3 separate regions of the Homo sapiens genome follow, and regions 2 and 3 are each linked to region 1. The links are chromatin contacts, found by Hi-C or POLR2A ChIA-PET in ENCODE. All regions are on one chromosome and are shown on one strand. The core of a region is the stretch at or near the end of the contact, and the rest is flanking DNA. Distances in the headings are between cores, read along the strand shown.

Evidence for each region. Hi-C counts contacts between places; a loop is a spot of excess contacts on that map. ChIA-PET counts read pairs that join two places held with the same protein, here RNA polymerase II (POLR2A). Pooled maps may share reads with other maps.
Region 2: a loop to region 1 is called in a pooled map, with 4 times the contacts of the local background. The contact joins the promoter of NTNG2 here to the promoter of POMT1 in region 1. A Hi-C loop is called at or near these places in 4 of 50 pooled maps.
Region 3: a pooled map shows a loop between it and region 1 (6-fold over the local background). The contact joins the promoter of FUBP3 here to the promoter of POMT1 in region 1. A Hi-C loop is called at or near these places in 1 of 50 pooled maps. POLR2A ChIA-PET finds 5 or more read pairs at or near these places in 2 of 52 experiments (PC-9 and activated CD4-positive, alpha-beta T cell).

Annotation. Positions count from the first base shown.
Region 1 is chr9:131,501,650-131,505,564 of GRCh38, forward strand. It overlaps POMT1 (protein O-mannosyltransferase 1), which reads left to right and starts at 1,269. Exons shown (of 20, transcript NM_001077365.2): 1 at 1,269-1,424; 2 at 2,540-2,691. The coding sequence starts at 2,570. RefSeq lists enhancers at 1,055-1,922, 1,923-2,788, 2,160-2,219, 2,700-2,779, 2,790-2,859 and silencers at 1,170-1,369, 1,440-1,589.
Region 2 is chr9:132,160,013-132,164,140 of GRCh38, forward strand. NTNG2 (netrin G2) reads left to right here and starts at 2,046. Exons shown (of 8, transcript NM_032536.4): 1 at 2,046-2,227. It overlaps LOC124902291 (a long non-coding RNA gene), which reads right to left and starts at 1,688. Exons shown (of 2, transcript XR_007061826.1): 1 at 1,604-1,688; 2 at 446-591.
Region 3 is chr9:130,577,685-130,581,600 of GRCh38, forward strand. It overlaps FUBP3 (far upstream element binding protein 3), which reads left to right and starts at 1,893. Exons shown (of 19, transcript NM_003934.2): 1 at 1,893-2,080. The coding sequence starts at 1,997. It overlaps LOC100272217 (a long non-coding RNA gene), which reads right to left and starts at 1,810. Exons shown (of 1, transcript NR_027440.1): 1 at 1-1,810. LOC124902286 (a long non-coding RNA gene) reads left to right here and starts at 2,156. Exons shown (of 2, transcript XR_007061818.1): 1 at 2,156-2,564; 2 at 2,975-3,916. RefSeq lists a silencer at 1,841-2,210.

The DNA.
Region 1 (3,915 bases), core at 19-2,518:
GGAAGAAGCCTCCAGTCTTCTGCCACGGAGTTTAGGGGAGATGCCCCCACTGGAGCCTCTGATGGTCATGCAGCCCCCACTGATGTCCAGGTTTTTTTGGTTTTGTTTTTTGTTTTGAGACGGTCTCACTTTGTAGTCCAGGCTGGAGTGCAGTGGTGAGACCAAGGCTCACTGCAGCCTCGACCTCTCTGCCCCAAGTGATCTCCTGCCTCAGCCTCCCTTGTAGCTGGGACTGCAGGCAGACGCCAAGGGGCCCCGCTAATTTTTGTATTTTTTTGTAGAGACGGGGTCTCGCTGTGTTGCCCAGGCTCTCCTGGACTCAAGCGGGCTCACGGATCCTCCCACCTCGGCCACCCAAAGTGCTGGGGTTACAGGCGTGAGCCACCGCCCCCGGCCCTAGGTCCGTTTTAAATGCCCTTACCCTCAGCCACTTCACCGCTAGATGTATGTGCAAGCAGGATCGTGGCATCGATGTTTTTCGGCAAGGAAACTAGGAGCGCCCGCGGGCGTGGGGGCACGTGCCTGTGGTCTCAGCTGCTCTGGAGGCCGAGGAGGGAGGATCGCTTCGGGCAGAGAGGTCGAGGCTGCAGCAAGCCGTGGTCCTGCCACTGTACTCCAGCCTGGGCGACAGAGCGAGACCCCGTGTCTTAAAAAAAAAATTAAGGTCGGACGCAGTGGCTCACGCCTGTAATCCCAGCACTTTGGGAGGCCGAGGTGGGCGGATCACTTCAGGTCAGGAGTTCGAGACCAGCCTGGCCAACATGGTGAAACCCTGTCTCTACTACAAATACAAAAATTAACCGGGCGTGGTGGCGTGCGCCTTCAATCTCAGCTACTCGGGAGGCTGAGGCAGGAGAATCGCTTGAACCCGGGAAGCGGAGGTTGCGGTGAGCCGAGATCGCGCCATTGCACTCCAGCCTGGGCAACAAGAGCGAAACTCCGTCTCAAAAAAAAAGAAAAGAAAAGAAAAGAAAAAAACTAGGAGCAAACTGGCGCGCCCGGCAGAACGCCGTTGTGCAGACGCAGAATTAAGATCTTCACGCCAGATGGAGTGAAAAAGCAAGGAGCAGAAGATGGGTGGGAGCCCACTGCGCTTTTTAAAATCTGCACGTCTGCTTAGAGTACACAGAAATCCTGGCACACAAAACAGTAGCACCCGAGAGAGGGGAGGTCGCCGCGTTTCACACCTGCCTCTCCTCCGGGACCGGCGCCCTCGCCCGCTGCGCACGCGCGTCACCCTCTCCCAGTGCGCACGCGCGCTGCTGCCCGTCTGGCCCCGCAGGCTCGGTGAATCGAACGTTGAGCAGGGCGGTGGGTGGTGCGGAGTGCCGAGCGGCCTCACCCCCAACCGTCGGCCCAGTCGGACGGTTCCGAGGCGTTGCCGGGAGCCGGGCGCGGCTCTGTGTGGACTCGGAGAAACGCGGGTACATTTGGGGACACCGGGGACGAGAGCCCAGCCCGGACTTGGGGGAGTCCGTCAGTGCCGGACGCGGGTCCCTGGCTTGCGGACGGGCTGGGGCCGGGGGCGTCCCCGTCTTTCCGGAGCTGGGGGCGGGGTTCGGGCCCGGGCAGATGCGGCGTTCGGGCGGCCGAGCCCCGAAGTAAGAACTCCGTGGCGCGTGCAGCCCTAGGGAGGAAGGGCGTGCTGCGGGTGCAGTCTCAGGGTGAGGACGGAGCTGGGGCCGACGCAGCCTCGGGAGTTGGTGGACGGGACAGGTGCGGCCTGTGGGGAAGAAGGGCCGGCCAGGGAGATGCGGTCTGCAAGGGGAGAGGAGGCACTCCCAGGACAGATGGGACCTTTTGGGACGAAGGCGCTCAAGGCAGATGCAGCTCAGGGAGGGAAGGGCGCGTCCAGGGTAGATGGGGCCTGAGGAGACCAGCGGGGCGCCAACGGCCAGATGCGGCTTTGGTGTGAGACAGGGTGTCCCAGGCCTGATGCAGCCTCAAGAGAAGCGGAGCTCAAGGGAAGATGAAGCCTGGAGGAGAACGTGGGGGCGCAGGGTGCAAATGCACCCTCCAGGCGAGAAAGGGAGCACCCGGGGATGATGTGCCGCTGGGATAGAAGGCAGGGAGGCACTGGGGGCAGATGCATCCTTGAGGAGAGATGAGGAGGCCCCGAGGCTCGGCCAGGTTGGGGTCCCTGGGCTGTAAGCAGCTGAGATGGCACCCAGGAGCTGCCCAGGGTCAGGTAGCTGTGGCCGCACTGTGGGCTTCTGGTCGTCGGGGAGGGAGGGGAGAAACCCTGGCGTTCCTTAGCAGTGTTCTCGCGCCCAAGACGTGCTCGGCAGGTTTTGTGGAATGAGTTGTTGAAAGGAGTGAATGTCCAGTCCTGAGATCCCCTGAATTCCCACCCGAGTTCACTGCTAGTGCCCCTCACCCCACATGTCTACCTGAACCAAGGCTCCAGGAACTTCGGTCTTTCTCAGCAGCCCGGCTGTGCTGTGGTTCTCCTCGTGTGTCCGGGAGCCGGGTGGCTGGGGATCCCTTCTGTAGCCTCTCGTGAGCCCTCATGGACCACGGCTCCTCCCTTCTTTTCTAGGGCGTCTGCCTGAGCCCGCTTTTCTACAAGATGTGGGGATTTTTGAAGCGCCCTGTAGTGGTGACGGCTGACATCAACTTGAGCCTTGTGGCCCTGACTGGGATGGGGTTACTGAGCCGGCTGTGGCGACTCACCTACCCGCGGGCTGTGGTGTAAGCTAAATGACTCCATTCCCAGGGTGAATCTAGAATTGTACTTTGTGACAGGAGGCGCCCTTACTGAATAGCATAAATGGGAGAGTGAAATCCTGGCTTCTTGGTGATAGGTGTTTTTGGCAGTGAGAGGAGAGACCAGTCTGTCCCCAGGACAGCCCCAGCAGAGTACACCTTTTAGGTCTTGCCTTCTGAGTCTGTAACAGGTGAAATTTGGCCCATTAAAGGGGTGCAGTAGAGGAAAATCTGGTTGCCAGCCTTAAGTAACAGTTTTAAAGTCTGGACGGCAGAGGATTAATGGATTTGGAAGTAAGTCTTCACTGTTGAGAGCACTTTTTAGAATGTGTTTTTGTCATAATGGGAAGTGATTGCTGTTATTATTGAAGGGCTCTTTATTAACTGATTAATGTGTGTATGTGTGTGTGTGTGTGTGTGTGTGTGTGTGTGTGTGTTTTTGAGACGGAGTCTTGCTGTGTCGCCCAGGTTGGAGTGCAGTGGTGCCATCTCGGCTCACTGCAACCTCTGCCTCCTGGGTTCAAGCAATTCTCTGCCTCAGCCTCCCGAGTAGCTGAGATTACAGGTGCCCGCCACCACACCCAGCTAATTTTTGTATTTTTAGTAGAGACGGGATTTCACCATCTTGGCCAGGCTGGTATTGAACTCCTGACCTCATGATCCACCCACCTGGGTCTCCCAAAGTGTTAGGATTACAGGCGTGAGCCACTCCGCCCTGCTGCATGTTCTTTTTTGTTTAACTTTTTATTATGGAAAACGTCAAACATATACAAAAGCAGGGAGACAAGTATAATGAATGACCCCCCCACACACACCAGTATTTTCATTACCCAGCTTCACCTTATCAGTTCACAGCCAGGCCCCTCCCTGCAGTGGTTTTTACTTTGCAGCAAATCCTAGTATTCATAGATAATTCAGCGGTATATCTGTAAAAGATGAGGATTTTTTTTTTTTTTTTGGAGACATAGTTTTACTCTGTCGCCCAGGCTGTAGTGCAATGGTGCGATCGTGATTCTCCTACTTCAGCCTCCCGAGTACCTGGGATTACAGGCACCTGCCACCACGCCTGGCTCATTTTTGTATTTTTAGTAGAGAAGGGGTTTCACCATGTTGGCCAAGCTGATCTTGAACTCCTGACCTTGTGATCCACCTACCTTGGCCTCCCAAAGTGCTGGGATTACAGGCGTGAGCCACCGTGCCTGGCTGAGG
Region 2 (4,128 bases), core at 796-3,295, 660 kb after region 1:
ATCTGTTCTCTTCTCCCAAGGAGCTTCCTCCTGCATAGAACAGGTAACCAGGGGTGGGCCCATGTCTGCCTTCCTGGGCTGCTTGGTGAGATAGGCCCATCTCCAGTGGTAGGCATCTGAGAGCATGTGCAGGTAGAGGCACACAATGGCCCTGTTTTTTGACCCCTCTTTGAAAAAAGAAGGATTTACCGTTCATATCTCACATATGGGGAAACTGAGCCCCAAAGCAGTCTGGGCCGTGTTCCAAGTTCACCAGCCAGCCAGGCCAGTGAGAGAGCATCACCCAGAAACCCAAAAGCCCTGCCTCCCCGGCCACAATCCTTAGCTATGTGACCTTGGGCAAGTTACTTAACATCTCTAACTTGAGGCTTTGCTACTAGCAGTGAAGTCACAGGGCTTTGGCGAAGATTCAGTGAATAATGCACACAAACTGGTTTGCATGGAGTCTGGCATAAAACAGGTGTTCAATAAATATATTATTATTATTATTACAGCAGATGACAGTCTTTAATTCTGCATCCTCTTCCTGTTTTGTCACAAGATTCCAAATATTATTCAGCAGTATAACTCCGTCTCCAGTTTTCAGGGCAGCTGAGAACAGGGAAGGGTTAAGGTGGAGGTGAAGGGTGGCAGCAGGGCGGGGCACTGAGGTGCCATGTCTTGCTCCATTCCCAACACCCTCTGTGACCTTGGGCTGGTCTCTCTCTCTCTGCCTCTCTCTCTGTCTGTCCTCAGGCCCTTTGTTCTTGATGCATCCAAATGACAGTGCTGGCTGCTCAAGGCTGCAGTGAGCCCACCCCAGGAGGCCAGGAGTGTCCGAAAACCACATGTGCTTCTGGAAGATGTGGAAACTCTCCCAGAAGCCCTGGGAGGCAGGCTGGCAGGAAACCTCCTGGGGATCAGAGAGCCCAGGGCTGCCGGATATGATATTGTGAACTCGGTGGCCTCTGCCCGGGGCTGCTGCTACCGGAGCCCTCCCACACCTGCCTCCCATGCTTGCAGGGGAGGGAGACAGAGAACCCCTCAGCCAGGCCCCTCCTGCCCCACTACTCTGCACTCCCTGCAGAGCTGGCTTGGCTTCGTCAAAAGCAGGGCCCATCAGGGTGGAGGCGGCGATGTGTCAGCTGGTATTCAGGCTCTGGTTGTGCGCTCAGATCGCTCCCCCTCCCCATCTCCCCAAATCCACCCACCCACCCCGGTACCCACTGCTTGGGGCCTTCTGGGTGGCAGCACTTCACAGAGAGAGACCGAGGAGCAGCCCTGAGCCCTTGGCTGTGGGGGGTGGGGGAACTGACTCACTTGGCCCCCCTCCCTCGTGCCGATGGGGCAGCCCCCACACCCATGGGCGCTGGCACCCCGGCAGGCCCCCGGGTTTTGGAAGAGGAAGCTGCAGCCCGGCTGCGCCTGACCGGAGCCGGCTGAGGATGCGCTCTGGGCGCAGGGACCCGCTGGCCCCCGGGCCGGGAGGCGATGTTTAGGCAGCGACCCCCCAGAGGCTGCCGGGGCCACCCTGGCCACGGGCCCGCCGGGACGCCCCTGCTCGCCGCGCCCCTCCCCGGGCCGTGGCGCGTCCCCCGAGCCGCGCAATATTTCCTTCCTGCACCTTTAAGAAGACCGTTGCTCCGTGGTGGGATGGTGTGTTAAAGCCACACAGAGGAAGTTACGCAGCCCGGATCAGACCGAGAGATAAAAGCCCCGATGGTGATCGTGAGTGATGGCAAGAGGATTTAGCCTCGGCATTAACTTGGAGCGGAGTGCAGGGGGGCAGTGAAGCGCCCGCCATCTGGCCCGCGCCGCGCCGGGGGGATGCCCCGGCTCCCCGACGAGACGCCGCGAAGCCCACCCGGGCCGGGGGCTGCCCGGCGCCCGAGCGCGGGTCCTCCCCGGGCCGCCCAGGGGGGCCAAAAAGTTTGCACTTGTTAGCGGCGACCTCCCGCTCAGCCCGGGCGGGCGATGCGGGCGGCGCGGGCGGCCCCCTCCCCCGGCCCGCGTCTCCGGGACGGCTGCGGGCGGCCCCCCCGGCGGCCGGAGGGCTCCCTGGCCCCGATCTGACGGCGGCGGCGGCGGCGGCCACAGCGGCGGGAGCGGCGCGGGGAAGGAGCAGCGGCTCGCAGCCCTCGGCCCGCGCCCCCACCCAGCGCCAGCCCGAGGGGGGAGGCGCAGCGCCGGAGGGTGGCGGTCCTCGGCCCTCCCAGGTCTCCGCGCCGGGAAGCCGCTCCGAGCCGGGGTAAGGCGGGCGGGGAGAGCCCGGGAGGCGGGCGGGGGGAGAGGCTGCAGCTTGGCCAGGCCGGTTTCATTTTTAAAGGGCTTCGGTGACCATGCAGGCTTGCCCGGGCCCGGGAGCCACTTACAGCGGCCCGGCAAAGGCTCGGATGCAAAAGTTGTTTGGTGGCGGCTGCTACGAGCTGAGAACTGGAGTCGCCCCAGAGGGGTGTGTGAGGGTGCGTTCTTAGCAGCATCTTAAAGGGGTAGCTTGTCTTTCTGGCCAGCTTCCCCCGGGTCCTTTCCGTCGTGTGTGTGAGAGTGTGTGTGTGTGTGTGTGTGAGAGAGAGACAGAGTGTGTGTGTGTGTGTGTGTGTGTGTGTGTGTGTGTGTGTGTGTGTGTCGGGGAGGGATGTTGCAAGGATGCTCGGATGTGTCTCGGAAAAGGAAACTAACCCTGCTCCCGCGCCTCTCCCCCACCCCAATTCCACCGCCACCGCTTAGAGCCACCCCCATCCCGTGCCCTCCCATCTCTCTGCAAACTGGGAGCCTGTGAGTTGCACAGAGAAACTCCCGGCCAGTCCGGCTGGAAACTTCTCCCGGCGCCGGGAGGGGGTCGGGAGGTGAGGGGGCGCAGGCACTGGTTTGGGGCCGGCGTGGAGTCGAACCTGGAACTGAGCGGCGCGCAGGTGGGGGGAGCAGAGGCGGCGGGAAGGCGGGAAGAGAGGACCGCGGGCTCGCGGGGTCCGCCCGCTCCGGAGTAAGTTGGCCGTCTGGGCTGGGGGCGGCGGCGGCCGGGTCGCCACAGGCGGCAGCGCCGGGGCAAAGGATACAGCCAGTTCCTGGGCGCCCTGCTCTGTGTCTTTTAATTAAGAGAGGCAGTGCCGAAAAAGGGGGCGCCTCAGTCCCGGCCGGGCCTTTATTACGGGCTTAATTATTAATTGCTGCCGTGGCTTGCACGCAACTTTGGGAAGACGAAAAGCAGCTGCGGGGCTGCCGGGTCGTCGGTGTCCTAGGCACAGGGCTCGCAGCCGGCCCGAAGCACTGACTCGACCCTGGCCCCGGCCTCGACCCCGCCCGCGGCCCGCCGGGACCCACCCGGGAGCTGCTGCTCGCGCCCCGCCTCCCGCGCCCAACTTTCCAGGGCTCCCGCGGGCGGGGACCCAGGGGCCGGATAAAGGGCCCGCTCCGGAGCGGGGGGACACCCGGGCCGCCGGAATTAAGAGGCCCGCCGAGGCTACAGTGAGCGCGGGGCGCCCGCTGGACCCCGCCCGGGGCAGAGGACGGGAAGGTGACCCCGCCGGCCAAGCTCCCTTTCCCTCCCGGCAACCGCCACTCTCCCCTGAAAGCAGATTTCACCCCCCTCTGCCGCCCCTGCCGAGGAGGGAGAGGGAACCCCGGGGTGGGCTGAGTATCCCCCCTAGCCCCGGGAGCCCCCAGCGCCCTCCCTCCCGTGCCCCCAGGGGCCCCGCGCCCGCCGCGGCAAGTTTCCCACACGGCGAGGGCGCAGCAGGCAACTCCAAGAGGAACCTGCTGGCGAGCCCAGCCAGCTCGGGAGGCGCTAATTCAATAAGACAGAGAAATCTGAGTTCAGAAATCCTGATAAAATCTAATTTTCGAGTTTTAATACCCTGGCTATCAGCCCCCCTTGGTTCCTGAGGACTCTTAAAAGAAAATAAAGCACATTGATTCTATTTGTTTCTGGGAGCTGCAGTTTCTTAATAATATCAGGTGAAGATAAATTTTCCACGGAGAAAACGATCCTCCGGGATGCAGCTTCTTACTCTGAAAATTTCCCTGCCGACTCCTCACTCTCTGCGCTCCTCCTCGTTATCCGGGGACTCCTGCCTCTCTTCCCCCTTCTCTTTTTTCTTTTTGGCAGAACCCGCCTGCAATATTCGTGTGCTGAGCTCGTAATTCCCCCTG
Region 3 (3,916 bases), core at 643-3,142, 920 kb before region 1:
AGCTGGAATATGCATGAATCAACATTCTAACCTCAGAGATATATTTCTAAAATTCAAAACAGAAGTTATCACTGATACTTGGTTCAGCTGAACGACTGTGTTCATGAAAGTTGATACCATTGCCATTCCTTGATTTTTACAAGCATAGCAAACTTAAAACGCTCAACACACCCAGAATGGGCAATAAATGGATGTGTTGGCATGGTCCTCCTCGTGCTGGCACTTCAACAACACAGCAAGCTATGTACTTTTGAACAGGGGTTGGAACATTTTTTCTGAAAGCAATCTTCAATCTTGCAATTTTGCCAAATTCTTTTATTTTGCCATAATCTATGAATTATTCTACTTGGCATTATTGAATGCAAAATAAGTTTACTAAGCACCTACTATGTGCCACACCCTAGGGATACAGGGAAAAATAAGTCTCTGCTCTAAAGTAACTCACAGTCTAGGAAAGAAGTCATTAACAAATAAATAACTATACTTTGGTTATTGGTCAAGTATTCCTCATACTTCTTTAGAATGCCCAAAGCTCTCTTGGCATAATGACACAGTGAGGGGTGAGGGTGGGGTCATCAAGGAAAGTTATATGGGACTTTTTTCCCCAAGAAAGGGTCTTGCTCTGTCACCCACGCTGTACTGCAGTGGCGTGATCATAGCTCACTGCAGCCTTGACCTCCAGGGCTCAGGTGATCCTCCCACTCCAGCCTCCCAAGTAGCTGGGACTACAGGTGTTTGCCACCACGCCCAGCTAATTATATTTTTTGTAGAGACGGGGTCTCACTATGCTGCCTAGGCTGGTCTTGAATTTCTGGGCTCAAGAGTTCTGCCTGCCTTGGCCTCCCAAACTGCTAAGATTACAGGCGTGAGCTACCGCACCCGGCCCGTATTGGATTTTATTTATTTCCTTTTCTTGGTGCTCATCCTCCTTCACAACTTCAAGATGGGCATAAGATGTTTGACAACATGGTTCTTCATTAAGTCCAACTCCTTATCATAATAGGGCTTGGGAAATATTAAACACGAGGGCAATCGTGCTAACACAAAAATGGGCGCCCCCTAAACCTTGTTACTTGTTTGCTCACTTATAAGAAGAGCCAACTCAAAGGCTCAACTGAATTCTAGCACTAAGATTCCTTCCTTGCTGTAGAAGATCTGTACCTGGTCACTTCCATTAAAGTTACATAGGCGTTCCAAGAAGCCTCCTGCAATACAGTTGTGACTCAGCCGGTATGGGAGTAATGACGGTCCTGTGGTATTTCCTGCACCCCCAGAGTCCCAGAGTTTGTTAAGGACCGTGTAAGAGGACACCACGCTGGCTTTTCAGTGGGCGCGTCTCTCCTGGGGGCATCACCAGACAACCCCAGGCGGAAGTGGCGGTGGCCCATCCTCATGCAAACTGCAGTGTAAGAACTGGGGCCCGGGACTCCTCGCAAATGTGGGACACTGACATTCTGTGATGCTGTCCCAATGCCCTTTCAAAGCGCTCAGCCCCCAAATTCCCAACCAACAGCCATTTCAGGGAGGGGCTACCCAGGACCAGGCTTTTGATGAACCACGACTGTTCGGGGTGCCGTCTTGGGAGAGCCACGTCAGTCCCTCTGAGATTCCAAACGGCCGACAGCGGACACCTCGGGACCACATCCAAGCCTCGGGGACCTGTCAAGACGCCATCGACGGTCCTGGACCAAATCCCGCCCGGGAAGGGAAGGGTCGCGACCGGACCCTGGAGACCCACGGCTGCCTGGCGATCTGAGCCCACCCCGGCGCTGCCGTCCCGCCCCCACTTCCGATCGGTCGAAGGTCACGTGCCCTGACCCCGCCCCGCAGACGCGACTCCTCCAGCTGCGAGCGTCCCGGCTTTCCCTTCCGCCGGAAGTAGGGCGACTTTCCTTTTCCGGCTACGGGTCCCCAAGCGGAGCGGGAGGCCGGACCGGGGAGCCGAGCGGCGGCGTCGGCGGCGTCGGCGGCGGCGGCGACGGCGGCGGGGGCGGTAATGGCGGAGCTGGTGCAGGGGCAGAGCGCTCCTGTGGGGATGAAGGCCGAGGGCTTCGTGGATGCCCTGCACCGGGTCCGGCAGGTACGGGCGCAGCCGGCTGGCAGGAGCACGAGATCCCGAGGCGGGGCCTGGCGGGCGGGGAAGAGGGGTTCGGGCCTGGGGGGCGGGAGGCAGCCTGAACCGACGTCTCAGCCGGGCCGGGCCGTTCCGTGGAGTTCCTACAGCCGGGAGGAGCCGGGGGGATAAGGCGCCACTGCGAGGCCCAGGCCCGGCCTGTCGGGCGGGTCTCCCAGGTGCCTGAAGTCGCTGGGAAAGGGTTTGCTTAGAGCGTCTGGCCCCATCGTGCCCCAGCGGCCAGCCTGGACCCACAGTGTAGCTAGCGCGGGGTTCTGAACCTCGCGAGGGGAGGGGTCCGGGAAGCCCACGGGGAGGATCTGGGTGTAGACATAAAGCAGCTGTCTGACGCCCAGTAGCTTGTTAAAACTTGGGGAACATCGTCTTTAGACTTTCTGTTGAGTAGAAGGAACTCGAGGGCATCTTATATGTGAGGGTGCTCTTTGGAGAGGTGAGAGAGGGAGGTGTTACATGTGTGGGGGTGGTCCCCAAGATGTAGAAATTTCTCATGGCAAGCTTGCCTCTACTGGGGAGAATGATATGGCCTCATTCCGACATTGAAACTTTACTGTCTGACAATGTCGTGCATTTAATCAAAGTTAAATTAACTGGGTTTTAGAAGGCTCCAGGCTTCCCCAGAGAGTGAATATGGGACCTGCCAAAAATACTTACTGGCTTCTGGCATGGTACTTAGAACAGAACGTGTTCTTCATTTGTATCTAAAACTTACTTACAAGTCAGCCCTAACACTTCAGCTTCCTCGGTTAAGTGTCTTATGTCCTCCTCTCTTCTTATGTAATTGTAAGCGCACTGATACTTTAAAAGTTGGGCTATAACTAATTACTGCTTGATTCCTAACAGAAAGCCACAGGAGTCATTGTATTAGAAGAAGGTCTTCACTCGGGCGCTTGAAGATATGGTCTTTACATCTCTTTCCAGTATTCCAGGGGAGGGAACCCTACCTGTTTCCCTGATAACTGACTTTTCATGTTATATATTGATGCTCCTATAGACATTATATTGGATCCCAGAACTTTCCAAACCTGTGGTTCCACCTAAAATTTTATCTGATGAATTGTTACTTTACTGCCTAGCTGCCAACCAGTACAGTAGTGAGTATCCATCTTACTTAGACTTCAGATCCACCCATGGCTGTAATGGATGAACATGCCACCCAGCTCCCCTTCCACCACTCTGCTTGCTGGCGTGTTACAGTGCTCTCCTCTACAGTACAGGGTCCTGAACCTTGTTTCTCACTGGCTACTAATATGTAATGGCTTTCGCTCTGTGCTGATGTGTGACAGTCACCTTGTTGGCCTTCTATGTCCGGGAAGAATTATAGTCACTGCCCTAAAGGGCTCAGATCCTCAGTTTGCAGAAGGCCTGTAGTTGAACATAAAGTGAATTTTGAACCATTGAGAAGACATTCCGCTTCTCTTGAGCCAGTGGTTGAACTCATATTCTTGGACAACCTGCTCCAGAGGGAGACCCTCTGGTAAATGCTGACCTAATGTGGATTGTTGAAGCAGTGGTGTTTACTACTAGCAGTGAAAACTTCATTGGAATTGTTCTCAGCTCTGAAATGCACCATTGACTGGAGCAGTAATAAGCCCAATGGAGACAGGGCTGTAAGTGTGTTCCTTCTGAATGTTAACAGCTGGAGGTCCATACTATCTCCAAGGATTTGATGGCCTTTAAAAACTAAAGAAAAACCAGGTTGGTGGGTAATTTTAGGTTTATTGTATATAGATTTGCATTGGGCAAGAACGGAATGTTAGAAATCTGTAATACTGTATGCTGATG